Regions from separate parts of the Mus musculus genome. Here region 2 is linked to region 1. The links are chromatin contacts, found by Hi-C or POLR2A ChIA-PET in ENCODE. All regions are on one chromosome and are shown on one strand. Each heading gives the region's core, a stretch centred on a gene start or an enhancer-like site at or near the end of the contact. The rest is flanking DNA. Distances are from core to core; before and after follow the strand shown.

Region 1 (7,249 bases), core at 464-2,963:
ACGAAGGAAAGGAGATGGAAGACTAGATGTATGTTGCCTACATGAGCTTGAGAGAAGGGAGATAATCCATTATGATCTGTCCATTGGAATTTACCCTGAAGATGACTTTACTGAACACTTTCTCCCATCATTCATATGGTCATCTTCATCCACTAAGACGCCCTGAGGATTCTTACTAATAAACATGGCATCGCAAAGAACTTATAAGAAAGGAGGATCTCGGCCACAGAAGTGTGGAGCAAGGAAAACTTGCCCTCTTTGTGTCTCAGCTCGGCTCTCTTGAAGCTTACATCTGCTGACCTTCTTTCTCAAAGAGATGGTGCTTTGAAGGTGGCAAAACTGAAAACATCCGCTGCATACATGAATAGTCAGTACTCAACCTGCAGGCACAAACCTAACAGCTGTGCCAAAACAGGAAGCGTCGGTTGGTTCCCAGTGGTAGGAAATGTAAAAGAATGGGCAATTCAAGCTCACCTTGCAAAATGACATGCACAGTGTAGCTCCCCCAGTAAGGTTAAGGGCAGAAACTCTAAGAGTCTTTAAGCCAAAACTCAGTGCTTACCTGTACGTGGGAAAGGGAATAAAACATTGCACACTATCAAACTCATTACCTGCTTTCCTCATATGTGTAGCGTAGTGTTAGGGATTGCTACAAACGCCAACCCAAATGGTGACAACAAAGATGTGCTATATACCACTCATTGTAATATTACTTTCTTTTTTTTTTTTTTTTTAAAGTATTACACTGGGCCAGGCGTGGTGGTGTATTCTTTTAATTCCAGCACACAGGAGGCAGAGGCAGGCGAATCGCTAGAGAGTTCAAGGCCAACATTGTGAGTTCCAAGACAGGCAGGTCTCAAAAGTGAGACCGTCTCAAAAAAAAAAAAAAAAACAGAACAAGAAATAAAGTTCTGCAGAAATAAACAGCATGGGTGAGTTTTAAAGGCACTCTAGTATACTAAGCAAGACACAGAAAACAAGACACTCTGGTTTTGTTTAGGACATCATGGGAAAACAAAACTGGCAGGGATTAAAACAGAAGCAGGTCAGGGCTTGTAAGGGGATGGGAAGGGAGAAAGAGCTGACTACAAAGAAGCGCAAAGGGAACTGGGGATGTAAATGATGAAAACGGTCTCAATTTTGCGGTAAAACCGCAAGTCAGTGAAGCCTACCTGAAGAGCACACCTAAAAAGGGGTTCGCATACCTAAGTTACATCTCAAGAAAAAACAGTTCCCAACAAAGGGTGCACACTGGTCCAGAGCGCGCCTCACAAAGCCCCCGCTGGCGCCGGGCCAGACGAGCCACCGCGCCGGCGCGAGCAGGGCAGCAGGGAAGGATCCTGGGGCACCAGCACAGCACCGCACCGGGGACACCTTACCGATGTTCCCCTCGATGGAGATCTTCTTGATGCGGGTCCCCTCGGAGCTGGTCGAGGGAGAAGGGCAGAACCTCTTAGGTGGGGTGGCCATGCCTAGCTCCAGACGGCTCGGGTGCGGAACCTGCAGGGACACGGCGGCACGGGCGGCTCCGGGTTGCAGCGTCAATCTCGCGCCGGCGGGACCCGCACTTTGACTTTGGCGCGCGGAGGCGCAGGCGATTGGGCAGACCGTGGAGAACCCGCCCTGACGGCCCCGACTCCCACCCTATACGCCTCGCCCTCGCGGGATCTGCATGTCTGTGGTTCCTCCGGGCGGGCCGGGCGTCCCAGGAGCGCAGGGTAGGGGGCGGGGCTTGTGAGGAGAACCCTGAGAGAGCCGGGCGACTGACCGTGCGCGACGAGCTGTGAGCCGGAGGGGGCGGGGCCTGCGGGATGAGCAGTGGGAGGGCGGGGGGCGGGCCTTGCGCAATGAGCTCATTCGAGGGCAGGGGCGGAGCTTGAGCGAAGCGCCTAGGGAAGAGTAGGGTCAGGCTTTTCTGGACCAGCCCTTTGGGATCCTGTCAGGCTTCGTGGTTTGAACTTTTCCGGGAAGAAAAGTAAGAACTAGTAATTTCAAACTAAGAGCCTCAGTAGGTGTCTCTCACAGAAAACGTGTAGCTGTCCGTCACTGTCTTAAGAGTTATTTCGTTAACCAGCGATCTAGTACCATCCACCATACAGGATAGTGCCTAGAATGAAAGGAAGGGAGGGAGTGGCTACTGGTTTAAAGTCTGGGACCAGAAGTGAGACTGGAAACTGGCATCATAACACCCAAGGTCTCCACTTTAATTTGCATGCTACACCGTGCTGTTTATAAAGTTACCTAACACTAGGTATGTTTCTCAGCAGCATGGCTATGACTTAACATTGCATGTCCATGGCCTAACATGTAATTAATGTTTAAAGTCATATACACATGTTTATACATAGAGATGTACTCTGCACACACACACACACACACAGCATTCTGCTAGGTTGAGCTAGAGAGAGGTGCTATTTAATCAGGGTATAGACCTGGTAAAAAGATTACCCATCTGGAAGTCAGATTCAAATTATCTACAAAAACAAAGGAACTTATTTTTTTTTTAGCGTGTAACTATCATTTGACCTAAAATATGTCCTAAAAATGGACCTAGCAGCGGAGAAATGACGACTTCTACAAAAAAAGGAGCAGGTATTAAAGTGAGTTGTTGGACTGGCTGGATTTAAGGCCCACTCCATGAGATGTAACACATATCTGACACTGCTCAGGTGGCAATCCAAATACTGTTCTGCTACAATAACTGAACAATAAAATGATACCTAGTGATATCCTATAGGTCAGTATCTCTTGTAGCCAGCATCAGAGATGCTTCTTTCTGCAGAACCAAACCCACAAAGGCATAAAGTGCAGAGAGGGAGACCTTGGCATACTCTGCTTTAAATGGGATGTCTCCACCAAAGCCCTCTCCTCAGGGCTCTGGGAACCTTATGGAAAACGATGGGGAAAGTCTAGGAGTCAGAGGCAATGGAGGACACCAAGGACACAAGGCCTTCTAAACCCACCATGACCAACACACACATGAATTCACAGTGAGGCAGCATGCATGTTCCCTGCATAAAGCTAAGCCAGTTGGGGTCCTAGAGCTGAAAAAGTGGACACATGGCTCTGACCCTAGCCCAGAAGTTATTCCAATTGAAAACTGCTTGTAAATGAAAAAATTAGTTTTCCCTAACATACTCTCACTGGGAATACAAACCACTCTTAAGGAGAGATGCCATGCCCAGCAGCATAGATGGCCAACACAAAACCAACTCAGTGGCAGTTCTAGAGATCCCTGGCTCCAGAACTTAATGTTTTGTCTGGGTATTAGTTTTGTCATTATACATTTTCCCCCTTACTGGTCCTTCTTATTTATCTTACTACTTCCAGTGTCGTTTTTACGGAATTTCTCTGTGTGCTAATGTATGTCTCTGTCTGTCTGTGTTTCTTGTGCCTTTTCTTTGGTTTTCTCCTAGTAGTTTGTTGGCTTCAGCCTACTCTGATTGTTTTTAATTTTCTCTTATTTCATTACTATTTGCAGATGTTGCTTGTATGCTGATGATAGTAAGACTCTGGATATGGGTAGGGCGGAAAGACAGGATCTGGAAGGAGTTGGGGAAGGGAATCCATAATCAGAATATATTATATGAAAAAATATACTTTCAATTAAGACACTGGAGTGATGGCTCAGGGATTAAGAGCACTGACTGCCCTTGTAGAGGACCCAGGATCAATTGCCAGCTTCCATATAACAGCTCACAATCACCTGTAACTCCAGTTCCAAGAGGACCAATGCCACTTCTGACCTCCACAGGCTCCTGCATGCACACAGTGCATATATGTACACTCAGGCACACACATATACACATAAAACTCTGTGTGAGTGTGTGTGCACGTGCGCACACTCCCACGCATGTCGGGCTCCAGCTTGGCTCCTGGCTTCTGTGTCTTTTTTTTTTTTTTTTTAAATGTGAGTATACTGTAGCTGTCTTCAGACACACCAGAAGAGGGCGTCAGATCTCATTACAGATGGTTGTGGCCACCATGTGGCTACTGGGATTTGAACTCAGGACCTTCTGAAGAGCAGTTAGTGTTCTTACCCACTGAGCCATCTCTCCAGCCCCCCTTCTGTGTCTATTAACACAAGTGGACCTGCACACACATAAATGTCTTCCTGAGTAGTGTGGCAGTGGTCCATTATGATTGACAATAGCCACTATTCAAAATATTTCAACCTTAAGATCTAAGCACAATTCCTGTAACATAAAATTCTCCAAATAATACTTTAATAATACTCTGGAATATACATTTCCTTTTATAACTTCAGATCTTAGGGTATATTATTCTAATGTTACTAATATTATTTAATGATTTATAATAAAGATAAAATGGATCATTTCTTAGTTCAGTTGAAAGGTCCATAAATATTACATTATTTTGCTGTCATTTTTTTTTTCTCTCACTGCAATAGTACACACTAAAGAAAACATTAGTTTTAACTGCAGGCATATAAGAACCTTCAAGTCTGAGAGCCAATGACTTCTACAATTTCTGAATTTTAGTATGTGTGGTACATAGATGGTAACTACCAGTGTTGTAAGAATTACTGAAAGTGCTGCCTAACAAATTTTGAAATGATCAATTTGTTCTAAATACCTTTACTTTTCTTTGAAATGTTTTCATTGTAAAACTACCTACAGTAAAAATAAACTAATGCGAAGGCAGGATTCATGGCCAAACAAAAGTATTTATTAGGGTTTTTTTCCTTATAAACATTTTCTTCTAAAGAAAAAAAACCTAAAATGTAAATACCTCCCATTCTGCCACATAAGACTGTATACATTATTTACATCTATCAAATAAAACATATTACAGATTTTCTGACATTCAGTGTTTCCTTTAAAATAACAACAGTGAAACAACTTTGATCAATAACTAATTTGCATAATCTTGGCACAACTTACAATATGGCGCCTACGTTGCATTTCATATTTTAGATATTTTTGCCCATCTAACTATCTTACTAGAGAACCTGTCCCCCGTGACTGCGGACTCTTGTCTCCGTGCATGTCTTAAGCAGTTGCACAGTGAGAATGCTGCCCTGCTGCTCCCATTACCTGGCACCTGCAGCATTTCTGATTTCTATCTTCAGAAATGATTTCTATTCTGACGTTAAGTATTCCTTATATGCTGTCTTCACAACATTATTTCTACCAATAATTTTAAGTAATAACTTAAATGTATAGAAAAAAATCAAATATAACAAAGGTATTTCCTAAAATATTAGTGATCTCACCACCCTGGTTATGCATATACAAAAATAACAAATACAGTTTAATAGCTGTAAAAAACTATTTTCCCTAAAATATAGTCATTTCTGCAGGACAATTTAAGGAGGAGAGTGTTCTTAAACGAAAATACACTAACCTATTTTACAACTTATACAATTATTTCAAAATCAAAACTAAAACTCAAATTTGTGCAAAAGTAGAAGAAATTCCATAAAGGAATAATTATGAAGGAGAAATTAAGAAATTGTCACATTATGTCACTAATAACTGCAGCTCTGGTGACAAAGAAACTGTCAAACAAACAAACAAAAACCTGTATGAATCTCTAACAATGGTGAACTGTAAACTCAGCCTTGAGTGCCTGTGAGCAGGTATGTATGTGCACATGACACAGACATGAGTGGGAAAACACAAATCTTAAAGGCCAGTGATTTCGCTTCCTGGTTGTCTGAGATTTTATCGCAAAGCTTTCTACTATGCAGCACGATACTCAAAAGAGAAAGGAGGGAGTGAAGGGGGAGAGGAGGAGTTTGTACCACACATACAAGGTGGCCCAATATTTTAATTTGCATTTTTTCTTTTATCAGAATACAAATTATCATACTATGAGTGATAGACAGAGAGCAGTCTTATACCTTCAAAATGAATTCTCTTAGAATAACTACTTAGGAAAGCCTTAAAATTTCAAACCATTTGCATTCAGAATTCTTTGCATATTTGTTAACACTGAACTTTCCTATGGAATCTTGAAACAGATCATATGTGACCTCATATACAATCACACTGGTAACAACAGCTCCTATGGACATGGACATCTCTACATTACCGCAAAACAGTAATGTGTAAGGTACATTAGGAGTGATGCTTAAAGACTGAGCTGAGTTTATAACTAGCATGTTCTTTAATATATCTAGTAAGTTTCAAAATACGATGTTTTGCTAGTATGCAATCACAATCCAAATTACAAATAAACTTTTGATCCAATATATTTTCAAAAGACAATCAGAATTTAATGATATGCTTTGAATACTTACATAACTTTTAATAGTTATTAATGATAGGTAGGCTAAAATTTGGCATAATAATAAAATTATTTCCAATTTCCCTATACATCAATCTCCAGTTTTTCATTAAAGAAAAATCGAAAGAAAAACATGTTCAAAACAAAATATAAAACAATGGAGGTAAAGGCTTTGTTTCTTTAAACTGCCGTTCTAAGTACTGTATCCATTTTCCATACTATCCTCTCAAACAAAAAAACTATCCAAACACAATACAAAAGTTTTAGGGGGAGAAGGGAAAAGAGAGATAATAGAAATCAAGTTCTAGAGAAAGACCTTGGTTTTAAAGTTCTATATAAATACAAAGTAATAAAAAGGTTCTCACATGTAAATAACGGTTCCAACTTCCAACAGTAACATCCGGAACCTATATTTCTCTGACGCAGTCAGTATCTGTAGCCCTCGTCTCAGCAGAGCCTAAAATGTACCCTTGCTTTCCACACTGGCCTGGTTAACAGCAAAGTTAGTGGGCGTGGTTTGGTAGTTAATGTAGTTTCTACTAAGCTTCAAAAAATTGTTTTTGTGCTATTAAAAATATGAAACTGATTCTTCTTACACGGTCGTAAGTCAACCCTCAAAGCACCTATGACATAGGACAAAGTTCCAGAAACATACTTTGTAACGGAGCTGAAATAAACAATGTTCCAAAGAGAACTGCTTTGAAGGTCAACTCTCATTTGGGTGTTAAGATATATCATGCTCATCTTAAAAGGCAATGTGACAGACAACTTAGTATTTGCATCTTACATAATCTACCATTTTAGTGGTTATCAAATTCTCTCTCAGAGAGGATGTAGACAAAGCTATAAAAGAAATCTGTTGTTTTGCTTCTTTCCCCATAAGCAAGGAAAATACCCATTACATAAAATGGAAACTAGTGATGAAATATGCAAAATATAAATATCCATATTTCCATTTTCCGATAAGAGATTGTAGTGCTTCATCTATCCTGATAAT
Region 2 (6,756 bases), core at 3,926-6,425, 1.6 Mb before region 1:
GCAAGGTACAATGTTGGCTGCCTCTGGAGCACAGCTTGCATGTGCTGACTCAGAGGAAACACCTCAATGATGTTGGTCTCTTCTTAATCACTGCTAATTTTTTTTTCTTTTCTTTCTTTCTTTCTTTTTTAGCTCCAGCTGACCAGGATCTAGTATCCCAGCAAAACAAAGGTTTCACTTTAGTAGTCCTGGTATCTTGTTAATCAGAGCAGATTCTTCAGTCCCAGCGAACCAGCACTATAGATTTCTTCTTTTTTTCCCATAAGAAGCCTTGTTAGAGTCTTTGCTTCCCTCTGAAACTTCACAGGCAAGGCCTCCATTATCTACACTGTTCTCAATGTTCTTATCTTCCAATGACTTTTCTAGCCCAAAGTTCTAAAGTCCTTCCGCAATGCTTCCCCAATATGGTCAAGTCTGTCACAGCAATACTCCATTACTCTGGTACCAACTTCTGTCTTAGTTAAAAGTTTCTAGAACTATCAGGGATGGAGGGAGAAGGACAGTCTGGAGGGTGGGAGAGATGTTTGGCAAATGGGATGAAGAGATAGCCCTGCCGCTGCTGAGATTCCCCTAGCCCCTCCAGTCTGGTAGGAAAGGGGCAGCCTGCAACACCCAAGAGCAGGTCTGTGTCTGCTAGATGCTCCAGACAGGGGGCTGGAGGTGGCTCACAAAGGCTCGCGCTTCAGGGAAATGATGATTCTGCTACCTAGTTTCTCTGCCAGGGTGCATCGGTCCTTGACCTCCTCGTATCACTTAGATTGTAATTCATGCTTGATTCCTGTCAGCTTCTTCTTGATGGCATCCTTGGAGCTGGCATAGATCATTTTGCTTTTAAGGGGTGCATTCTTGACAGTTCTGGCCTTCCCAAACCGCTTTTGATCTTCTGATTCCTCTTAGGTTGAAGCAGACCAAGTCCCATCCTAGGCACTCAGTTTGGGGGGAGCCTGCATTTTTTCTTTAATGACACCCCTACTCTTCATCCCTCCCCATCCCATGCTGCCAACTTCTAACCACAATAGTGACTTGGTGCTTGTCTATGACCCTCCCTGCACCAGCTGGCTGCCCTCCCCTTTCCCTTGATTTTGGCCATTCACAGGGGAAGCAGGACCAGTAAGGACCTTCAGTTAAAACAAAACAAAACCCCAACAACAAAAAGGCTAATTAACAATGAAAAAAAAAAAAGGTTTCTATTGCTGTGATGTAGCATTATGGGCAAAGAAACCTGGGAAAGAGAGGGTTTATTTAGCTTACACTTCTACAACACAATTCATCACTGAGAGAAGTCAGGACAGGAACTCAAGCAGGCCAGGAACCTGGAGGAGGGAGCTGATGCAGAAGCCATGGAAGGGTGCTGCTTACTGGCTTGCTTCCATGGCTTCCTCAGCCTGCTTTCTTCTGGAACCCACAACCACCAGCTCAGGGGCATCACCACCCATCACTAGTTAAGAAAATGCCTAACAGTCAGATCTTATGCAGACATTTTCTTAGTTGAGGATCCCTCGTCTCTGACTCTAGCTTGTGTCAAGCTGACAATAAAACTAGCTAGGACAGGGTGGGTATGACTTAGTAACCTTGAGTATGCTTAGATTATACTGAAAGCTCAGAAAAATATTGGCTTACACATTCTAGTATCCACTGGTAGTTCTGGATCTTAATGAAGTTAGGAATAAAGGCTGCATGTTAGCCTTAAGCATGGTTGGTGGAACTGAAAATATAGAAGCAAAATAAAAGTTAGGGAAAAGGTGTGGACTGATGTGGAACTCCTGAAGTGTGAGCCCTGACCCAGGCAGAAGAAAGATGTATGAAACACTTAGTAAGAGTGATTAGAGAGATAAATAGCCCAATGTTTATGATGGGAAATGAAAATGGTCAATGATACTGGTGGGAAACCTCGTTGAGATCTTGCTTTCTGTAAAAGAACCATGATTCATTCCTGGTCTTTTTCTACATTTGCAGAGGCAAGTGAGTAGAATAATTAATAAATCTGTGAAGAATGTGTGATTTAAGCTGTTTCTAATCACATAATAAGGCTGTCCAGAGATCAAATTCTTTCATTCCTCCATGCTGTCTTTGTCAAGCATTGCTGGGGACTGGAAATATAAATTTCCCTCAGTTTTGGAGGCAACATACTTGAATATATACACATATATGTATATATACACGCACATACACACACACATATATATACACATACATATGTATGTATATATATTCAGTTTTCATATATATGTAATTATTTGAATGTTTTAAGACTTATTTTTAGTTGTTTCTGCCTTTTTCCAGAGGTGTTTGTAATTACAGGTGGTCATGAGCCACCTAACATGGGCACTGGGAATTGAACTTCAGTTTCTGTATAAGAGCAGTATGTGCTCTTAACTACTGAGCCACCTCTCAGCCCTGCTTTTATATCCTTATTGGTGATGAATATGCTACCTCAGGCAATTTCCTCCTATCATTAATATGGTGATATTTTTGGCCTTCATTTGTACTCTCCCCCACCCCCGCCCAACTACTTGGAAATTAGGCAACAGAAGGGAATTCTTATACTGGGACTCTCTTGGAAACTTTAATAATAGATGTTTAATACTTGAAGCACCAGGTAAAGTTAGGGAGTCAAAATGTAATCTGAAGCTGTGTGTGGTGGTTCACGTCTGCAATCTGAGCACTTGGGATGTTGAGACAGGATCAGCCTCTCAAACTCTCTCTTCAGATTCTGATAACAGCAACAAATAGTTTCAAGATCACATGGCATTTCACTGGTATCAAGAGGGTGGAACATGAATTCAGTAGGACTCCCATTTGGCCTGAAACTGAGCATACTACCAACACGCACTTTATTTCCTAGAATTCAATCACCTGGACACAATCACATGAAAACACATGAGGTTTAGTTTATTGGTGTGCCTAATACATGGCCAGCCAGTTTTGGCTACAAGGCTGACAAAGGGAGAAAATATGTAAAAATTTACTAAGTAAAATATATTCAAAAATAGATACAAATCATTCCAGGGGACTTGACTATCCTAATAGTTTGGATTTACCTGACAAACCCCCAAAGATTATCTTTCATTTCTATACAGCAAAGCAAGAACTTTTTCCAAATAACGAAGTTGCATTTCATACATAATGTACAACTATGAAGGAATGAACCTGAGTAAGTTACAAAAGGGAGCCAAACTTTGTGAAGGACTGAAATCAGAAAAACAAAAAACAGGCCAAAGAGAGACACTGAAACCAGAATATAGTTGGAGAGTTGACTGACCTTGCATGAGGGCAAGGAGTTCTGTCATTCTCTCCATACTGAGAAAAGATCAGCCCATCTCTAGCATTTGGAAAATTGAAGGAATTTGCAGTCAATGGCCTCAGTCTTCTTGTGAAACTGTTAGTCAGTCGTATAATAAAACGGGGCTGGCACTCAAAGATTGCAAAAGGTATGGAGGTGGAAAGTGAGACAAAGGTGCTGAAGAATACAGAAAATGGACAAGATCCCGCTGAAACCATACAGTCCAAATCCATGGCTATCAGATACACAATAGTGTTCTGTATTATGTTGTATACTGGAACTCAGCTTTAGGCAGATGTTTAGCATTTTGTATATTTACTATTACACACAGAGAAGCCCCTGGAAACACAGACTCTGATTTCAGAGATAACACACACAGTAGACACATGAAGTTTTGCCTCAATGAATTGATTTAGTCATCACCAATTCGTCTGTGGTACTCCGTAGTGTACTGGCAACTGCCCACATTTCATATGGTATGCCAGTACTAAAAAGAAAATGCAAAAAAAAAAAAAAATTAAAAAATAAATAAAATAAATCAGGCACTCAGCTAAACTTAGAAGTCTTAAAATGGTAACTTTGTCAGTTGAGGGACTTTTTTATCTTGTGCCAGTACATCTGTCTTTGATGTTTGCTTTATTTTCCTTATGTCACTACTCGTACTAGCCCAGAAATGGCTAATTCTGAGTTCAATAAGCTACATAAACATGACACGGTGGTGTACAGACCCATATAATCTCAGGAAGATCGCCAGTTCAAGGCTAGCCTGGGCTACACTGGAGACGTCTGTTTGAAGAAGAAAGCTACATTTCAATCGGTCTGCAAGTTTTCTAAGTACTCAAAATGATCTCAGAATCCAGACCGAGAAATGCATACGATGATGGCCCAGCTCCCACACCCACCTCTTCGGAAGTGTATAGTCTTAAAAATCACTAGATTCCGTTCCTGCACATTACAAAGGTGTACAAAATAGTCAGATTTAGGAAGCCTAGGACCCGAGACTCAAACTCGGACAAGAGTTTTCTAAGTGAGGACGTGATCGCTCCAAGGGATGGTGGAGGGGAAACAGTTTTCTTTTGGACCTGACTTCAGTCTCTCTCCTCTCACGAAGTTCTCTCGGAAGATCCAATGCTCTCTGGCTTAGGCGGTGGAGAAAATGGCCAGGCAGGAAAAGTCCATCCAGGAGGTCCGGGGCGAGGCCCCACCTCCCGGATCTGAGGGGCCAGGCCTCGCGCTCGCCCAGCTTCCCCCGCGCTTCTGCGCTCGCCCCCGACTTAGCCCGGGCCCCACTGCTCGCCATCCCACTGCCTCTGCTTCCCTGCGCCCACGCACGCACGCTCGATCGCTCGCTCGCTCGCGGGGGAGCCCACTCCCCGGCCCTGGAGTCTGCACTTGGGAGAGGCAGGCAGGGCTCCGCGCTCGCGCGGCCGCCGCGGCGCCGGCTGATGGCGTCACCCGCGCTTCCGCCTGCGGCTGCGTTCTAATACGAAGCCAGGAAGGAAGGAGGGAGGGCTGCAGGGCTGTGTGTGTGGGGGAAGTAGCGCGGAGAAGACAAGCCACCCAGGCGCTCGTTCGCCCGCCCGCTTGCTCGCTCGCTCGTTCATTCGCTCGCCCGCCCGCCCGCCCGCGGTCCCTGCTTGCGGTCCCCGCTCAGACTCGGTCTCCCCAGAGGAAGCCACTCCAGGCGCACTCCCCCGGCGGCTCCTTCCGGACGCCTGCTCGGCTTTCCCGGGCACGGCGTTCGCGCTCCGCCTCGCCCCCCCTCAGCCCTCCCGCTCTCTCTCCCTCCCTCCCTTCCCTCCCTCCCTCTCTCCCTCCCTCCGCCAAGCTCCCCGCCCTTAGTATCGCGAGACGAGGTGAGAGCTGGCGGAGCGGCGGCGGCGGCGGCGGCAGTAGAGGTGACCGAGGCGGTGGCGGCGGCGGCGGCCCGGAGCGCTGTGTCGGCCCCGGCGCGACCGAAGTCGCGGTAGAGCGGAGCCCCCCCACGCCCCTCCCCCGTCCGCGTCCCCCACCCCCTCTTCCCGCGGGGATGGAGAAGGCGACGGTTCCGGCGGCGGCTGAGGGAGAAGGGAGTCCCCCGGCGGCGGCGGCAGTGGCGGCCCCCCCCGCGGCGGCGGCGGCGGAGGTCGGCGGCGGGGCTCGCCCGGCCTCTTCTCCTCGTGGGATGGTGCGAGTCTGCGACCTGCTCCTGAAGAAGAAGCCACCGCAGCAACAGCAGCAGCAGCAGCCGCCGCACCACAAGGCCAAGCGGAACCGGACTTGCCGACCCCCGAGCAGCAGCGAAAGCAGCAGCGACAGCGACAACAGCGGCGGCGGTGGCGGTGGAGGAGGAGGAGGAGGCGGCGGCACCAGCAGCAACAACAGCGAGGAAGAGGAGGACGACGACGACGAGGAAGAGGAGGTTTCTGAGGCAAGGGCCTGGTTTCACCTCGAGGAGGGCGGAAGGGACCGTGGAGGGCCTAAGGTGGGAGGGGACTCGCGGTGGGACCGAGCCCTCGGGGCTTACGATCTGCCCTGAGGGACCGGGCTTTCGGCTGCCCCCTTTCTTTGCTCGGCCTGAGTCGTGAGGTGTGGGGACGTGGGGGAGGGTAGCTGACACGTGGGGGTGGGAGGACCGGAGAGTGCACGGAGTTGCCGAGAAGCTGGCTAGCCGAGGATGCTGCTTCGCAGGGTGAAGGGTGGAGGGATTGATTGGTCGGATTCCCGGGTGGCACTTTGGGGCCGAAGGGTGGTCTCTCTGGGGCCAGTAAGGCCACCTCATTCCCGGGGCGGGGGCGGAGCTAAAGCGGGAGGGGTAAGATAATAGGTAGGAGAGTCTCCGGGGGACCGACTGCGAGCTTGGTAGTTTTCTGTCAGTGGAAGGTGGCCGGGAGCAGTTGTGGAGGGGCGGTAAGATTGTAATGGACTCGGAGCTAAGTATTTGTATCTGGGAGAGACACGTGAGAGGCTGTACTTTTCCATACTGTTTTGCTGCAGGGCTTTTTCTTTTCTCTTTCTCTCTCTCTCTCTCTCTCTCTCTCTCTAAACTCGTGGCTGCTGAAGTACTCTTCGCTTCCTCGATTTGTGAAAGATTTATGGATGAGCCGATCTTCTATCCCTCCATATGCGTTTACAAGTGACTTAGTACGTAAAAATTGTTAGGTGCTCTGCGTGTATGTGTAATAATCCATCGGGTTCTCCCTTAATAAGAAATAATCAAACCATACCCCGCTTTTATTTAATTAACTTTATTTATTTATCTATTGTAAAGTAAGCAGGGATGAAGTGTCTGTTTTGCACCCGGGCATGGTTGTGATTGGGATAGGGAGGCCTTATGTTCTAGTGATCTGGTTTCATAACTCCTTATAGTTTTTCCTGGGTCTACAGACAGGCGGCGTTGTAGGACCTTATTCCTTTTAACCCAAAAGCTTAATGAACCATACTGATAGCAAACTATGACCTACCAGTTGTTAGTTCTTTTAGAACAAACCCTT

The links. Hi-C counts contacts between places; a loop is a spot of excess contacts on that map. ChIA-PET counts read pairs that join two places held with the same protein, here RNA polymerase II (POLR2A).
Region 2: a loop to region 1 is called in a map of v-Abl transformed pro-B cells, with 3 times the contacts of the local background. The contact joins the promoter of Ankrd17 here to the promoter of Dck in region 1. A Hi-C loop is called at or near these places in 1 of 37 maps with a recorded cell type or tissue (v-Abl transformed pro-B cells). POLR2A ChIA-PET finds 5 or more read pairs at or near these places in 1 of 5 experiments (Patski).

Annotation. Positions count from the first base shown.
Region 1 is chr5:88,759,477-88,766,725 of GRCm38, reverse strand. Dck (deoxycytidine kinase) reads right to left here and starts at 1,713. Exons shown (of 7, transcript NM_007832.4): 1 at 1,380-1,713. The coding sequence starts at 1,470.
Region 2 is chr5:90,364,604-90,371,359 of GRCm38, reverse strand. It overlaps Ankrd17 (ankyrin repeat domain 17), which reads left to right and starts at 5,175. Exons shown (of 34, transcript NM_030886.2): 1 at 5,175-5,693. The coding sequence starts at 5,313. Gm9958 (predicted gene 9958) reads right to left here and starts at 4,363. Exons shown (of 1, transcript NR_045618.1): 1 at 2,872-4,363.